Linked DNA regions of Homo sapiens: region 2 is linked to region 1. A link is a contact called in ENCODE Hi-C or POLR2A ChIA-PET data. All regions are on one chromosome and are shown on one strand. Each heading gives the region's core, a stretch centred on a gene start or an enhancer-like site at or near the end of the contact. The rest is flanking DNA. Distances are from core to core; before and after follow the strand shown.

The links. A loop is a pair of places that touch in the nucleus more often than their neighbours do. ChIA-PET counts read pairs that join two places held with the same protein, here RNA polymerase II (POLR2A). Pooled maps may share reads with other maps.
Region 2: a loop to region 1 is called in a pooled map, with 2.4 times the contacts of the local background. The contact joins the enhancer-like site here to the promoter of ITGAM in region 1. A Hi-C loop is called at or near these places in 2 of 168 maps with a recorded cell type or tissue (PC-9 and psoas muscle), 2 of 37 single-sample maps with no recorded cell type and 10 of 50 pooled maps. POLR2A ChIA-PET finds 5 or more read pairs at or near these places in 2 of 52 experiments (HEK293T and activated B cell).

What each region holds. Positions count from the first base shown.
Region 1 is chr16:31,257,618-31,263,701 of GRCh38, reverse strand. ITGAM (integrin subunit alpha M) reads right to left here and starts at 3,727. Exons shown (of 30, transcript NM_000632.4): 1 at 3,610-3,727; 2 at 1,905-2,010. The coding sequence starts at 3,637. RefSeq lists an enhancer at 3,871-3,970.
Region 2 is chr16:31,383,088-31,389,171 of GRCh38, reverse strand. No RefSeq gene overlaps it. Among named protein-coding and RNA genes, the nearest start is that of ITGAD, 7.2 kb to the left of the region's middle. RefSeq lists an enhancer at 6,064-6,084. Within about 2 kb of position 3,276, at least 7 of the 41 ENCODE cell types and tissues checked have a DNase peak (open chromatin) inside an H3K27ac peak, as active enhancers do; they include PC-9, where a contact is called at or near this core.

The DNA.
Region 1 (6,084 bases), core at 2,478-4,977:
TCAAAGCTTGTACAAACTAGTAAAAAAAAAAAAAAAGAAAGAAAAATGGCCAACAGATAAGAAAAACATGTTCACAGAAAATGCCTCTCTCATAAAAAAAAAAGAAGCAATTTAAAGCTAAATTAAGATACCACTTCTCACCTACTCGATCTGCAGAGATCAGTAAGTTTGATAGCACACTGAGTTGGCAAATGAGTGAGGGAGTATGAGGAAGTAGGTATTTTCATGAATTTCTGGTGTGAGTGTAAATTGCTGCCACCACTGTAGAGGGGGATCTGGAAAAATCTATTAAAATTGCACGTGCTCATGCACCCGTGGATACCACAATCCCAGTCCTAGCCTTTACTTCCAAATAGGCTTGCACATGTGCAAAATGACAGCATTGTTCATAGAGCAAAAGTTTGGGAACAATCTAAATGTTCATTAACAAGAGATCTAATGTAATGTAAAAGGAGATTACAAGCCAGGCACGGTGGCTCAAGCCTGTAATCCCAGCACTTTGGGAGGCCGAGGCAGGTGGATCACCTGAGCTCAGGAGTTCAAGACCAACCTGGCCAACATGGTGAAACCCTGTCTCTACAAAAATACAAAAATTAGCCAGGCGTGGTGGCAGGCACCTGCAATCCAAGCTACTCAGGAGGCTGAGGCAGGAGAATCGATTGAACCCAGGAGGCAGAAGTCGCAGTGAGCCAAGATCATGCCACTGCACTCCAGCCTGGGCGACAGAGGGAGTCTCTAAAAAAATAAAATAAAATAAATTATAGCATCTCCCAATTATGGCATGCAATGCAAGCATAACATGGGATTAATGGACTCAAATCACTGGGCTGTATTATGGGAGATAAAGCAAAGAGCAGAGACCAGCCCCCTTCTTCTGGAAAGGTACTATCACCTCCACAATTACTGTTTCTGTAAAGGTAAATGTTTTAGGCTTCAGGGTCCATACAATCTCTATCACAGCTCCTGAATTCTGCCATTACAGCTCAAAAGTGGCCATAGCCAGGCACAGTGGTTTACACCTATCATCCCAGCAAGTTGGGAGGCCCAAGCAAGAGGATGACTTGAGGCCAGGAGTTTGAGACCAGATTGGGCAACAGAGTGAGACCTCGTCTATACAAAAAAAATCAAAAAATTAGCCAGGTGTGGTGGCACATGCCTGTAGTCCCAGCTACTCAGGAGGCTAAGGTGGGAGGATTGCTTGAGCCCAGGAGTTTGAGTCTACAGTGAGCTATGATTTCACCTGTGCACTCCAGGCTGAATGACAGAACAAGACCATGTCAGAAAGGAAAGAAAGAAATGAAGGAAGGAAGGAAGGAAGGAAGGAAGGAAGGAAGGAAGGAAGGAAGGAAGGAAGGAAGGAAGGATGGAAGGGAGGGAAGGGAGGGAAGGAGGGAAAGAGGGAAGCAGGGAATGAGAGAGGGAGGAAGGAAGGAAGGAAAGAAGGAAGGAAGGAAGGAAGGGAGGAAGGGAGGGAAGGGCAATAAACAGTAAGAGACAAGTGGACGGAGTTGTTTTCAATAAAATTCATTCACAAAAATAGGCGGCAGCCTGCAGGCAGGCCTTAATTTCAGTACAATGTATACTACACATGGTGTGTTGGCTGAGGGAGGGAACGTGTATGTGTTATGCACACACAGAGTCTCCCCGAAGGAACACCCAGGAAACCATTTGTGAGGTCCCTCCTGGGAAGGGAACTAGGGGAAGGGAGTAAGGAAGAGATTTTTACTCTTACACCCTTTTGCATCTTTTGAATTTAGAATACTGTAAATTCAAAAGATGAATTTGTTGTATATTTTGAATTGATTTATCTGTTGAAAAAGATCACTCAAATCGCTGATTTTTTTCAGGTATGTAAGTCTTGGAGAGAAAGCACTGAGAAAGGGGGCTCCATCTAAGGGTCTCACCTGGATCCCTGAAGCTGGACCACGCTCTGCCCGAAGCCCCTTGCGTTCTCTTGGAAGGTCATTGCGTTTTCAGTGTCCAAGTTGAACCCATGACATAAGGTCAAGGCTAAAGGGAGAATGGGGGAAGGATCAAGCAGAGGAAAGTAGCATGCCAGTTAGGGGCTGTAGTCCTAGCACTTTGGAGGGCTGAGGCAGGAGGATCACTTGAGCCCTGATTGTGCCACTGCACTCCAGCCTGAGCAACAGAGAGAGATCCTATCTCAAAATTAAATACAAAAAAAAAACAAAAACTAATAATAATTTAAAAGAAAGCAATGGCTGGGTGTGGTGGCTCAGGCCTGTTATCCCAATAATTTAAGAGGCTGACGTGGGAGGATCACCTGGGCTCAGGAGTTTAAGACCAGCCTAGGCAACACAGTGAGACCCCATCTCTACAAAAAATAAAAAATTAGCCGGGTGTAGTGGTACTCAGGAGGCTGAGGTGGGAGGATTGCTTGAACCCAGGAGGTCAAGGCTGCAGTGAACCATGATCATGCCACTGCACTACAGCCTGGGCAACAGAGAAAGACCCTGTATCAAAAAAAAAAAAAAAAAAAAAAGATAGCAGCATGTCTTCCTGCTCCATTCCCTTTCCCATCCATTCGGTCACCCTAACTAACCCAGCATCCAGATGTCTGCCTCCCAGGTCCAGCTCTGTTAGCCTGGGGCGGGGATTAGCACACTTATTCTGTAAACAGCCAGATAGTAAATTTTAGGTTTTGCAGACCAAGAGGCTGATAGAATATGTTGTACAAGTACTTATATAACAAGACAGAAAATACTTTTCCACAAATTTGTCATTAGGGAAATTTCAAACATAATGATTGAGTACAATTTGTTTGTAATACGGGTTTACAAATGAGACAAATAGAATTCTTTGGGGGTGGTGCTCCCTATCATCAAATCGATTATCAGTGTTCATCTTCAATCTCTAGCTGGCAGGTTGTGCAAAAACAGGTCGTGGGCCATATCGGGCCCCCAGGCCACTGTTTGCTGACTCCTGACCTAAGAACCACCGTCGTGGGGCACGTCCAGTCCTGCTCTGAATTCCAGCCTCCCTTCTGAGCACCTAAATGGCTTCTTCCCCCGGTGTCACAACGATGATTTGCCCAACAGTGAAGTTTCTATACATTCTTAATTAGATAATTTCCTTCCTATGCAGCTCTCAAGTATTTCCTTCCCTTTTGAGGAGAATTTCATTTTCCACAACATATAAGCATAAAAGGTAACAAACTCAAATCATTTTCATTCATCAGTCATTCAACAAACATTTGCACCCGGGACCTTGGAAAATAGAACCGGAGGCAAAGTGGAGATGGTGAGAGGGGATCCAGGAGGAAGCACTCAGGAAAGGGGTCTCACACCTGCTGCGCACCCTGAGCCATGTCACTTCTCCTCCCTGGGCCTCCGTCTCCTCATGTGTGAAGCAAGGGGACCGGCAAGCAGCCTTGCACAGTCCATGAATGTGGTCATTCATCCAGGCTTCCCTGGCCAGCCTGTCTGGGTCTAGCTGTTCTCCCTGCTTCTTCTTGAACCCTTTCTCCTTCCCCAAATCCCCTTTGCCTCTCCCCAGACTGACTCCTACATATTCTGGGCCCTCTATTTATGACAGACCCAAAAGTTACCCTCCTCCCCACCCAGAGTCCCCCACCCCACCCCCATGCACCTGTTAACAGAAGGACTCTGAGAGCCATGGCTGGAAGGAGCCAGAACCTGGAAGGAGGTGAACCAGGGGTTGCAGGCACCACTGAGGAACCACAAGGAAGCCACCAAAGCAAAGAAGGGCAGAAAAGGAGAAGTAGGAGGCAGAAGTCTATCAGAGATTCAAAGGAAGAGGGCGGAGGCTCAGTGAGCACATAGCCCTGCCTGGTCTTCCGCCCAGGACTGCCCACAGCCTGCCCACCCTTCCTCCCCAGCTTCCTGACCCAAACTTTCAAAGTCAATACCACTATCCAAAAGGTGCCATTTGTCACCCACTTGTTTCTTGGGTTGGCCCAAGCATATGAACAAGCTGAACAGACTTAGCCTGCCTCCTGGAATTCGTGTTCTAAACATTAATACGGGCCAGGCGCAGTGGCTCACGCCTGTAATGCCAGCACTTTGGGAGGCCAAGGCAGGAGGATTGCTTGAGCCTGGGAGTTTGAAACCAGCCTGGGCAACATAGAGAGACCCTGTCTCTACAAAAAAATATTTTTAATTAGCTGGGCATGGTGGTGCGCGCCTGTAGCCCCTGCTACTGGACAGGCTGAGGTGTGAGAATTACTTGAGCCCGAGGTCCAGGCTGCAGTGAGCTAGGATCACACCACTGCACTCCAGCCTGGGCAACATAGGGAGACCCCGACTCTACAAAAAAATACATTTAAAAAATTAGCCAGGCATGGTGGCACATGCCTGTAGTCCTAGCTACTCCAGAGGCTGAGGCAGGAGGATTGTTTGAGCTCAGGAGTCTGAGACTGCAATGAGCCTCAATAATGCCACTGCACTCCAGCCCAGGTGACAGAGTGAGACTCTGTCTCAAAAAAAAAATTAAATAAATAAATAAGCAAACATTAATACAGATCAAACAAGTGTAGGAGGTAAAACTCTGTGTCTTCCTGAAAACACACTTTGCAAAATGTCCCTCCTTCAGCCCATGGAAATGGAAGCGCCCTTCAGCCAGAGCTGTCCTCATTTGTAGCCATCAACAAAGACAACTCAAGTACAGGCATACCTGGTGCTTTTTAAATATTATTTTGTGCTTTTTTTAGAGACAGAGTCTAGCTCTGTTGCCCAGGCTGGAGTGCAGTGGTGTAATCACAGCTCACTGCAGCTTCAATCAACCTCCTGGGCTCAAGCGATCCTCCTACCTCAGCCTTCCGAGTAGCTGGTACTACAGGCACATGCTGCCATGGCCAGCTAATTTTTTTTAAATTTTTTGTAGAGACAAGATCTTGCTATGTTGTTCAGGCTATTCTCAACCTCCTGGACTCAAGTGATCCTCCTTCCTCAGCCTCCCAAACTGCTGAGATTACAGGTGTGAGCCACTGCATCCAGCCTATTTTTGTGTGTGTGTGTGTGTGTGTGTGTAAAGGCCTCAAGCTCTTCACCCAAGAATTTTCACTTCTAGTAATTTATCCTAAGAATAGTTAAGAAGTGTAGTCAAAAATATATGTACAAACTTGGCTGGGTGCGGTGGCTCATGCCTGTAATCCTAGCATTTTGGGAGGCTGAGGCGGGGTGGCTCACTTGAGGTCAGCAATTGAAACCAGCCTGCCCAACATGGTGAAACCTCATCTTTACTAAAAAGACAAAAAAATTAGCCAGGCGTGGTGGCAGGCACCTGTAATCCCACCTGGGAGGCTGAGGCAGCAGAATCACTTGAACCCTGGAGGCGGAGGTTGCAGTGAGCAGAGATTGTGCCACTGCACTCCAGCCTAGGCGACAGAGCAAGACTCTTATCTCTAAAAAAAAAAAAATATATATATATATATATATTTGCAAGCTTGTTCATTGCAGCATTATTGTTAATATGAAAAGCTAAAAAAACCTGAATATTCAACAGAGGAATGGTTCAATGATACTTCACTCTGTGATATATCCTTACCCTCCCCTGTGTCTGTCACTTTTAATTCTGTTTTCAAAGGCACAGGAAAATAGGTATCCTTCCACACATACATGGAACACAAACCTCACCTTTATGTGACCGCCAATGTGATTCTCAAGCCAATGATTTTTTTCACTCTTTCTCAACACATTTTCTTTTTTTTTTTTTTTTTTTTTTTGTGAAACGGAGTCTCCCTCTGTCGCCCAGGCTGGAGTGCAGTGGCGTGATCTCAGCTCACTGCAACCTCTGCCTCCCGAGTTCAAGTGATTCTCCTGCCTCAGCCTCCCGAGTAGCTGAGAATACAGGTGCTTGCCACCACGCCTGGCTAATTTTTTGTATTTTCAGTAGAGACAGGGTTTCACCATTCAACACATTTTCTTTTGCCTCTAGTTCTACTTTCCCGATAACTAGATGGAAAAAAATGCTTGCTGGCTGAAAAAAAAAAAAGCAATTAAAATTATGTACATTTGGTTAAAAATTATCTGTTTATAATTTTTATATATAGCCAGGTGTGGTGACTCCTGCTTGTAATCTCAGCACATTGGGAGGCCAAGGCAG
Region 2 (6,084 bases), core at 2,027-4,526, 130 kb before region 1:
TCGATACAGGCTGGCCTCCAACTCCTGACGTCAGTCGATTCACCCTCCTCAGCCTCCCAAAGTGCTGGGATTACAGGCATGAGCCACCACACCCAGCCCAAAATTAATTTTTATATCATCAGGGATAATACCTTTGTCCAGAGGGCACAAATACAGATGTTGACTTCAAATTCTTGGTCCTGTCACACAATATACTACCCTGAAGATTTTCAGTAGATCCTTTTACTTATCTGTTCACACTTGTTTTGTGCATTTCTTCATCATGCTGAATTCCTGACAGCTTTGTATAAACCACGTAGTATGGAGACAGGTTTTCCCCTCTGAGCTGATAAAGTTTATAAAATATTCTGGACACACATTCACTCAGACTAGAAACGAAATCATGACTAACTTGGATTCTGCATGTATGCCTCTCTTAAGAATCAGTTTGGCCACTTTGCCCCACTCACCCATGGGTGGGCTAACAGGCACAGATGAACAGGGGCCAGCAGAAAACACCCATGACCAGCAGGCACTTTGCATCCAATCTAGTTAATGTATTTCTTTTTTTCACTCAGTTCTCCTAAAACCACCAGCCCAGGCTCCTTGCTAGAAAAATTGCCAGGTCATGAGAGTTAAATCATAAAAAGTTGGATGCTCAACTTTTCTAGCTTTATAGATGTGTTTTTTGCAGACATGCGACATTAAAGACAATTTAGCTAGGCCAGGCATGGTGGCTAATGCCTGTAATCCCAGCACTTTGGGAGGCGGAAGCAGGAGGATCACTTTAGGGCAGGAGTTCAAGACCAGCCTGGGCAACACAGTGAGACACCATCTCTAAAATTTTTTTTTTTTTTGAGACAGAGTCTCACTCTGTCACTCAGGCTGGAGTGCAGTGGTGCAATCTCGGCTCACTGCAGCCTCTGCCACCCAGGTTCCAGCAATTCTCCTGCCTGTAGCTGGAACTACAGGCACATGCCACCACACCCAGCTAATTTTTGTATTTTTAGTACAGGCGGGATTTCACCATGTTGGCAAGGCTGGTCTCAAACTCCTGACCTCAGGGGATCCACCTGCCTCAGCTTCCCAAAGTGCTAGGATTACAAGCACGAGCCACCATGCCTGGCAACGTTTTTAAAACATTAGCCAGGCATGATGGCACACACCTTTAGTCCCAGAAGCTCGGAAGGCTGAAGCAAGAGGATCGCTTGAGCCCAGAAGACCAAGGCTGCAGTGAGCTCTGATTGTGCCACTGCACTCCAGCCTGGGCAACAGAGCAAGATTCTGTCTCAAAAAAAAAAAAAAATTACCATATGATTCAGCAATTCCACTTCTGGGTGTATACCCAAGAGAATTGAAAGCATGGTCTTGAAGAGATATTTGTGCGCCCATATTCATCATTCATGAGAGGCAAAAAAAGCAACCCAAATGCCCATTGATGGGCAAATGGATAAACAAAACGTGGTATATACACACAATGGAATATTATTCAGCCTTCAAAAGGAGAGGAATTCTGACACATGCTACCACATGGGTGAACCTTGAGGACATTATGCTAAGCAAAATATGCCAGTCGCAAAAAGACAAATGCTGTATGAGTCTATTTCTATGACATGCCAAAGCAGTCAAATTCATAGAGACAGAAAGAATTGTGGTTGCCAGGAGTTAGGGAAAGGGGAGAATTGGGAGTTGTTTAATGGGTATAGGGTTTCAGTTTTACAAGATAGAAAGAGCTCTTGAGATTGGCTATACTTAAAAATGGTTAAGATGGTAAATTTTATGTTATGTATATTTTATCACAATTAATTTTTTTAAGTTCCAAGTAACTATCTTTCTCTTTGACATTAATGTGAAAAGCAATCTCCTACTTGCCTATTCCTCCATACAACACTGAAAAGATGAATAGGCAATGGCCATGATTTGATCATGTTCACCATTTTCCCTCCTTTCTTAAGCACTGAGTCAAGGGTGAGAGGCATCCCGTGAACTACCGTGTGCTCTGTGAATACTGCCCTGCAAGCATCAGCCTCTTTAGCCTGAGTGCACCATAAGTAGTTAGCCCATTCTACTGATGCAGGGCAGGCAAGCTCCAAAATTGGGGCTTAGCCCGGGAGGGTTCTTAACTTTGCTCAGGAAAGAACTGAAGAGCGAGCCTGTGGTGGAAGAAAGCAGGTTTATTGAAGCAGCAGTGGCAGCAAGGTAGCTGTTCCTTGCAGAGCAGGACAACCCATAGGCAGTGAGCCCACAGTAGCAGCCAGTGGGCTGCTGGCTAACTGTACTTATACCGACTTTTAATTACATGCAAATTAAGGGGTGGGTTATTCAGAACTATCTGGAAAAGGTGTGGGGAGTTTCCAGAACCATATGAGGTAACTTGCTGACCGTTGCTATGGTGTGTTTCCATGGCATTTGTAAACTGTCATGGCACCGGTGGGAGTGTCTTTATGCTAATAAGTGGCGAGGGTAATGAGAGTTTGCTTTCCTGGCCATCTGCTGGTTTGGGCTGTTTTTTTAGTGCATCCCATCTTGACCAGATCATGCTCTGATTAGCTGGGTTGTGACCAGAAAACAGGTCCTGCTGATCTCCTACCTCACTATCTCTCCCACCACTCATAGGATTAACATTAATTACAAATGAACAACAAAACCTCCTTTTCTGTCACTAGAGGTTTCAGCAGCTGAAAAGCTCCCACATACATGTGTTGCACAAAGATGAAAGCTGATTCAGACTTTGTATGGCAGTGACTTATTCCAAGTATGAGGTGACATGCTTGCTCTCCCACACAAGCGTTAGTCACTGCTATTCTGCTGTATACCTCTGACATACACAATGTCCAAGCTGTTCCTTCACAAAGGAATCTTGCTCACAGCATAGTCTTCAAGCATAGTATTTGCCAGACACTGTAGGTAGCCTATCCAACAGCCACCAGCGCTGCCACCTTCCTGGCTGGTGGAGCTACCCTCCTTTTTTTTTCTCTTTTTTTTTTTTTTTTTGTTGAGACAGAGTTCTACTCTGTCCCCCAGGCTGGAGTGCAGTGGCATGACCTCAGCTCACTGTAACTTCCACCTCTCAGGTTCAAGCGATTCTCCTGCCTCAGCCTCCCAAGTAGCTGGGATTACAGGCACCTGCCACCATGCCCAGCTAATTTTTGTATTTTCGGTAGAGACAGAGTTTTGCCATGTTGGTCAGGCTGGTCTCAATCTCCTGACCTCAGGTGACCTACCCACCTCTGCCTCCCAAAGTGCTGAGATTATAGGCATGAGTCACTGCACCTGGCTGGAGCTACCTCTTTTTATTAAGCCTGTGAAAAGCACATGCTCACCTTCTCAGCACTGCATGCAACCAAGGGGATGGAATTTGACCCAATCCTAGTCAGTGGGAAAGAACTAAACCGCCCCCGCAAGGACGATCAATTGGAAGATCAGAAAGAATCTGTCAATGCTGAGACTCTGCATTAAACACTAACCTGCACCTGAACCTCTTGCAGAGTAAAGGTCTTCTGTCTGCTCTTACATGCTTTTGTTTTTTTCTATTATTTGCAGCCAAAAGCAACCTTTCAATACAGGTATGAACTCTACTGCCATTTCTACAAGCTTCTTGGAAATTATGTGACTTGTACCTACTTTTGCTACTTTAAAAAGCACCTTTGATTTATGTCACTGTGGTTTTGCTGTCTCCTCTGTATTCGGTGACAACACTAATCACTTTTGAATAGGAAAGCTACATGTAGCAGTTGTTCTAAGAAATCTCTATTGCTTTACCTGAGGCAGGCAGATCATGAGGTCAGGGGTTCGAGACCAGCCTGACCAACATGGTGAAACCCCCGTCTATACTAAAAATACAAAAATTAGCTGGGCGTGGTGGTGCGCGCCTGTAATCCCAGCTACTCAAGAGGCTGAGGCAGGAGAATCACTTGAACCCAGGAGGCAAAGGTTGCAGTGAGCCAAGATGATGCCACTGCACTCCAGCCTGGGCGACAGAGCAAGACTCCATCTCAATAAATAAATAAATAAGAAAATAACACAAAAGCTTTCAGAGGTTCATGCGACTGTTTGATAAAGTTTCAGAATGGGCAGCACACTAGGGACAAATACATGTCAGAACCAATACAACCTACCTGTCAGGGAGTATAATACCTTCTAGATATTTTCGGGTTTTGGCTCACAATCACTTATTCCGGTATGCATGTCTATACTATACGTGCACTGGGCTCAATATTTAAAAGTCAATATTGACTTTGATGACATTATTGTAAATTGTAGCAATTAGATTAGTTTTTAATCACAACTTCCATGCTTTTGAGCCATTGATCCATTTTGTGATTCGGGGATCTAATGCAACACAATAGCCAACCCTGAAAATGCAAATGTAATAAATGTACACAATAACACACAAAGGAAGAATATCAGAAAATAACACCTTGTCGGCCAAGTACAGTGGCTCATACCTCTAATCCCAGCACTTTCGGAGGCCGAGGAGGGCGGATCATGAGGTCAGGAGTTCGAGACCAGCCTAGTCAACATGGTGAAACCCCATCTATACTAAAAATACAAAAATTAGCTGGAAATGGTGGTGCCTGCCTGTAATCCCAGCTACTCCAGAGGCTGAGGCAGGAGAATCGCTTGAACTTGAACCTGGGAGGCGGAGGTTGCAGTGAGCCAAGATCATGCCACTGCACTCCAGCCTGGGTGACAGAGCGAGACTCTGTCTCAAAAATAAATAAATAAAAATGGGCATGGTGGTACGCCCCTGTACTCCCAGCTACTTGGGAGGCTGAGGCAGAGGCATCACTTGAACCCAGGAGACAGAGGTTGCGTTGAGCCGAGATCGTGCCACTACACTCCAGCCCGGGAGACAAAGTGAGACTATCTCAAAAAATAATAATAATAAAATAAAATAGAAAATAACAACTTGTTGCCTGAATTTAGACAAGAACCCACTGTAGTCCCTGGAGTCCGTGTGCCACACAATTATTAAGGCCACAACACTATTTCTGTGCAAATCACTAGTTTCAAATGTTTGAGATGTATGGGTTTCTTGCTCTTTTTCTCTAAAACCTTCCACTTAGAAGACCATCATTGACCACCAGTGGTTCGTGGAACACATTTTGAGAAACACCACTCTAGGGTCAATTTTTTTTTTTTTTTCTGAGACATGATCTTTCTCTGTTGCCCAGGCTGGAGTGTGGTGGTCCAAATCACAGCTCACTGTATCCTCAACCTCCCAGGCTCAAGTGATCCTCCTGCTTCAGCCTACCAAGTAGCTGGGACTACAAGCACATGCCACCATGCCTGGGTAATTTTTAAATTTTTTTGTAGACACAAGGTTTCAATATATTACCCAGGGTGGTCTCAAATTTCTGAGCACAAACAATCCTCCTGCCTCGGCCTCCCAAAGTGCTGGGATTACAGGCATGAGCCACTGTGCCCAGCCATTAGGGCTGAATTCTTACAAAGCCTTATCTTCTGATTCCCTTTCTGAGGAAACTGCATAATAATTAGTCATCCTGGGGACTCAAAAGCTTCAAAATCCACAGGGATTTTGGAGCCTCTGCTGATGTATAGGACAGACATTTTTGGCTGGAGGTAAAGGGCCACTTTCCATCTTCCCTTCAAATCACTCAACTGCCTCCCTTCTGTTTTTCTAATTGAAACATCCACACGGCCCGGGTCCCTTGCTGGTGATAGCTGCAGTGGCGTCACTCCGAGGTCAGGAATGGCTTGTCCTGTGAGGCCCCCAGCTCAGTGCCAAGCACCATGATGAACTTTATGCCAGGATGGTGGCATAATAGCAAGAATGACCTTATTGTGGGCAGCAGCTCTCAATGTGGGACCCCAACATGTTCTTCAATCACTCACTATATGCAGACAGTGTGCCCTTCAACACATCCTAGGACTTGTAGGAAACGCTTGTGAGTATTGGTCACTCCAGAGACCTTTCCAGGTGGAAAAGTAGCCACTGGAGGTTGTCCCTTCTCTATTCTATGCCCCCTCCACCCGACAGCTCCACCAGCTTACCATCGGCACCAGCCCTGAGAGTGGAGTGAGCAGATTAAGAGGTCAGGTTACTTCCAAGAGAGGGATATTCACAACCCTACTCTGGTT